Linked DNA regions of Homo sapiens: region 1 is linked to region 2. A link is an interaction called in ENCODE POLR2A ChIA-PET data of the cell type or tissue named here. Cell type or tissue: HepG2. All regions are shown on one strand.

What was found. Peaks named below come from ENCODE experiments on the same cell type or tissue, not always from the same donor. Only the 100,000 strongest peaks of a DNase experiment are listed, where the experiment ranks them.
Region 1: POLR2A ChIA-PET joins it to region 2 with 6 read pairs; 3 of 35 experiments call an interaction of 5 or more read pairs at or near these places.

Annotation. Positions count from the first base shown.
Region 1 is chr1:24,436,044-24,438,543 of GRCh38, forward strand. All of the region lies in intron 2 of NIPAL3 (NIPA like domain containing 3), which reads left to right. Among named protein-coding and RNA genes, the nearest start is that of NIPAL3, 21 kb to the left of the region's middle. In HepG2, no CTCF peak of the experiment used is centred here; no DNase peak of the experiment used is centred here.
Region 2 is chr1:24,548,054-24,550,553 of GRCh38, forward strand. The region is part of intron 2 of NCMAP-DT (NCMAP divergent transcript); the gene reads right to left. Among named protein-coding and RNA genes, the nearest start is that of NCMAP-DT, 6.7 kb to the right of the region's middle. In HepG2, no CTCF peak of the experiment used is centred here; a DNase peak (open chromatin) is centred at 1,348.

The DNA of each region.
Region 1 (2,500 bases), 110 kb before region 2:
AATTCCATTCATGAGGGCTCCACCGGCATGACCTAGTCACTTCCCAAAGGCACCACCTCCTAATACCATTCCCTTAGGGGTTAGGACTTCAACATATAAACTTAGGGGGCAGCGGGCACAAACATTCAGATGTACAGATGCCTTGTTCTCTGTGGTGTTTAGAATAGTGAGGTTATTGTCTAAAAGTGTTTTTCTTGCCAAGCTTCCCATCAGCTTGTCCTTTGGTAGTGAGAGGAGGCTTTTCTTGGGGCTTTTGTTTTTTTTTTACCCTGCTCCACCCCTGTTGGTATTTCCAGAGTGCTGGCTTCTTCGCCTACAAGTTTGGGATGTATGAGGCAAAAAGAATACAGAATACCCAAGAAGCTCACCAATATGCCATTCCTGGGGTCCCAACTTTTCTAGCTTGTCTGCCTTCTTCTCTCTGCATTCAGAATTGTCTTATGTTTGTCTTTTTTTTTTTTTGAGACGGAGTTTCACTCTTGTCACCCAGGCTGGAGTACAATGGTGCAATCTCGGCTCTCTGCAACCTCTGCCTCCTGGGTTCAAGTGATTCTCCTGCCTCGGCCTCCTGAGTAGCTGGGATTATAGGCGCCCACCACCACGCCCAGATAATTTTTGGGTTGTTTATTTTTTTTGGTAGAGATGGAGTTTCACCGTGTTGGCCAGACTGGTCTCGAACTCCTGACCTCAGGTGATTCACCCGCCTTGGCCTCCCAAACTGCTGGGATTACAGGCGTGAGCCACCGCGCCCAGCCTTTTGTTTGCCTTATATGTGATGACCAGGGTTTTAGTTGTACATAGCAGGAAGAATAGGGAAAAGTACATCTACTCCATCTTCCCAGAAGCAGATGTTCTATAATTGACTTTTTAAATGGAAAGTTATAAAATAATTTTTTGTATGCAAGGAGCATTAAAATATTGAAACTGGCTGGGCGTGGTGGCTCACGCCTGTAATCCCAGCACTTTGGGAGGCCGAAGCGGTCGGATCATGAGGTCAGGAGATTGAGACCATCCTGGATAACACGGTGAAACCCACCTCTCTACTAAAAATACAAAATAATAGCCGGGCGAGGTGGCGGGCGCCTGTAGTCCCAGCTACTTGGGAGGCTGAGGCAGGAGAATGGCGTGAACCCGGGAGGTGGAGTTTGCAGTGAGCCGAGATTGCGCCACTGCACTCCAGCCTGGGCGACAGAGTGAGACTCCATCTCAAAAAAATATTGAAACTAAGATTCATTATATTTGTAAATACAATTTGTTAGATGTATAATAATTAGTTCTGTGGTAAGGTTTTATTTCAAAAAACTAAATTTGAATAACATATTTCTTTTTACAAAATAAAAGCAGATTGCCTTTTTTGTCCACCAAAGCCATGGCTCTAAGGGGGAAGAAAAAACCTCGCTCATGTTTATGAGAAGTTGGGCTAATAATAAACATGTCCCAAAATGCTTTCCACAAAGTGCTGATTCTGTTGAGCTTTTTAGTTGCAAGTAACAGAAGCAAGTTCTTAAGCAAAATTGGGCTGTTCCTGGCTTCAGGAAGGTCTGGAACCAGGAGGTCTGGAACCAGGATGGCCCCAGGGTCCTGAGGAGCGACAACTAATGATTTGCTCAGGCCTCACCTTGGGCTGAAGGGAGTCAACCTTTCTTCAGCCTTTGTGTTTCTCAGTCCAAGATCTGGATCCCAGAGAAAGAGATTCTGGGCTGCCTGGCTTGGGTCACACTTGGGCCGTGATGTCTAGGGAGGATGGAGCACTGGGAATGACAGTTCCAATAAGACCGTGTCCAATGGGGAGGGGGCGGAGGAGAGTCCTCCCCAGCAAAATCAGGGTGTCGTTTATCAGAAGAAAAGGAAAGGATTAAAATGTTAGTCAAGTGAGAGTCATAGATGTTTACTCCAGATGCTGATGGCTGGATTCCAGGTTAAGAGTTCTAGAGCCAAATGAGTTTGAGAACCTGAGTTAGACAAGGAGAAACTCCCCTGAGAGCCTCTAACATGCTCTGGGGGCCTCCCAGCAGTGGGTAGAGGATGCATTGCCTTTAACTACATGGTGCTTTTCTTGCCTTGGCACCCCATTAGCATCTCTGGGAACTCAGCTGGGGAAACCCTGGCTGGGCAGGTCTCCAGCGAGCCTTTTAGCTCTGAGATCCTGTCATCCCACAGGAAGGACGTGTTCTGCCTGCAGGTGGCTTTATTCTGTCTTGCTGCTCATCGGGTGAGTCAGAATCAGTTCCCAGCTCTGACCTTTTCCAGGTGGGGGACACATCTCAGGTGTGGTGAGGTTGTGGCAGAGCTGGGACTAGACTGGGGTCCCCTGGCTCCACATCTTTCCCTTCTGTGGCAGCGCTGAGCCTTGTTGGGAGAGAAGTTAAGGACAGCTATCCATAGTGATTTCAGTTGGTGGGCCTCCCTCTCGGTCCTCCTGCCCTCTCCCGTCCCTGGCCAACTGCCCCTTCTCAGGGAAGACCTGCCCTCAGCTCTCTAAGCCCCGCGATCTAGGAGA
Region 2 (2,500 bases):
GTATTTTATTCATTGGTGAATTAGTCCGAGTTTAGAGACCTAATAAGTAAGCACTGATTTTTATCTGGTCTTCATTTTTTTCACCACTCAATTCTGACTCCAGGCAAGATACGAGAAGTAGATTTTAAGCATGTTTGATAAATGTACCCAAAGTAAGTTCTGGTATAGAGAGTTTCAGACAGAGAGTTTTTATGATATTTACCACAGAGCTTCCTTATGATCTTGATGTTGAATGTGAAACAACACAATTATCCCAGTCTTCCACGTCATAAGAAGAGACATATCATACATGCCAGTATACATAAAGAACAGTATTTTATCATTACTCTAAATTTTTAATAGGGTTAGCCACTTATATTTTGGTTTTGTGCCATTTCCCTATTTAAGCACCTAAAGATCCAAGAAAGGAAATAATTTCATAACATGTTTTTATTTAGATTTTCTGACTTTATAAATAAACGATGCCGGGTGCAGTGGCTCACATCTGTAATCCCTGCACTTTGGGAGGAGGCTGAGGCAGGCAAATCACCTGAGGTTAGGAGTTCGAGACCAGCCTGGCCAACATGTTGAAACCCCTTCTCTACTAAAAATACAAAAACTAGCTGGGCATGGTGGCAGCCACTTGTAATCCCAGCTACTCGGGAGGTTGAGGCATGAGAATTGCTGGAACCCAGGAGGTGGAGGTTGCAGTGAGCTGAGATCGTGCTATTGCACTCCAGCCTGGATGACAGAGCAAGACTCTGTCTCAAAAAAAAAAAAAAAAAAAAAATCACTGGAAGGAATTCTGTGTTTAAAAATGTAGTTTTCACATAGTTTAGGAAGTAGAAAACGTACAGGGGAAATTTCACAGTGGATGGTAAAACACATGGAAGAATGAGGAACCTGGCATGATGGGGAGGAGAGAGGTCCGGTAAGGGAACGAACACATAAGAAAAAAGCAGAGAACGCAGCCTCTGTGTCTCTCGCAGAGCCCAGCTCAGTGCCTTGCCCACTTAAGCTCTCAGGAAGTGTTCACTCAAATGAACTCACGCATGTGTCTAACTGAGCGAACACCTGTATATCCCAGAAAAAGTAACTTCCAGTCCCCATAGAATAAGTTTAATAAAACTCAATCCTACAGCTCAGGAAGAACTTTCTAAAAGCAGGACAGTGGTTTTCCAAATGCCAGATATTTTTTCAGAAATTGTGTTTTGTTTTTTGTAATTGTGATCATTTGATTATTTGTTAGACAAACCTGATCACAGTGGTTTTTTTGTTTGTTTGTTTTTGAGACAGGGTCTCGCTCTATCACCCAGGCTGGAGTGCAGTGATGCAATCTCGGCTCACTGCAACCTTTGTCTCCCGGGTCCAAGCGATTCTCATGCTTCAGCCTCCCAAGTAGCTGGGATTACAGGCATATGTCACTATGCCCAGCTAATCTTTGTATTTTTAGTAGAGATGGGGTTTCACCATGTTGGCCAGCCTGCTCTCAAACTCCTGACCTCAAGTGATCCACCCACTCAGCTTCCAAAAGTGCTAGGATTACAGGCGTGAGCCACTGCACCTGGTCATGTGATCAGAGATTTTTAATTGCCAGAGATGGCCCATTGGCTCCTTTTGGCTTTTTGCTTTCTTTCTTTTTATTTATCTTAAACCAGCCTCAAAGCCCCCACTGTTCTCCTGAAAGGAACTGAGGTGAGGAATCTACCTCCTAAGGCAAATGACCAGAGCAGAGGACAGGATAGACTGGGTTTCCATCACGTTGACATATTATTATCTTTCATAACTGGGATCCTTTTGGATCATTAACAGTAGCCATGAGGTAGAAGGTGGGACTAGACTCTGGAGGGGGACTTGGATGCTGAATCAAACTGAGGAGTAGTTAAAATAAGGACAGGGCAGAAGCAGCTTTCCATGAGATGCACCCACCAGTGTTCCATGTCAGCTAACCCAACATCCAGGAGTTACCTCCCCTTTCCATGGCAATGACCCAAAAACCCAGAAGTTACTACTCTTTTCCTAGAAATTTCTTCATAAACCATCCCTTAATCTGTATGCAATTAAAAGTAAGTATAAATGGCCAGGCGCAGTGGCTCACGCCTCTAATCCCAGCACTTTGGGTGCCAGCCCTTGAGCAAGTCATTCCCTCTCTATGATCTTGGGCTCCTCAGTGGCTCCCAACCCTGGTCACACATTAGCATCACCTGGGCACCTCATAAAAACCCATGACTGGTCTGGCCTCACTGCAGAGCCTCTAGCTCTATGGCTGTAAAGTGCAACCTTAGCAGAGTTTTCCAAAGTCCCCAAGGGATTCTGAGGGACCACCAGGACTGAGACACCCAGGGCTGGGGGATGTCCGAGTTCACCCAAACTTGGTTTCTCACTCCCTGGATTACCCCATTTCCTGGGCCTTTAGAATTACTGTAAATGCTTTCATTTAACACAATGTCCATCTATAATACTATAATTAATCTTGATATTTGCACAAGGGTGTATGCAAATATCAAGAGTAATTACTCTT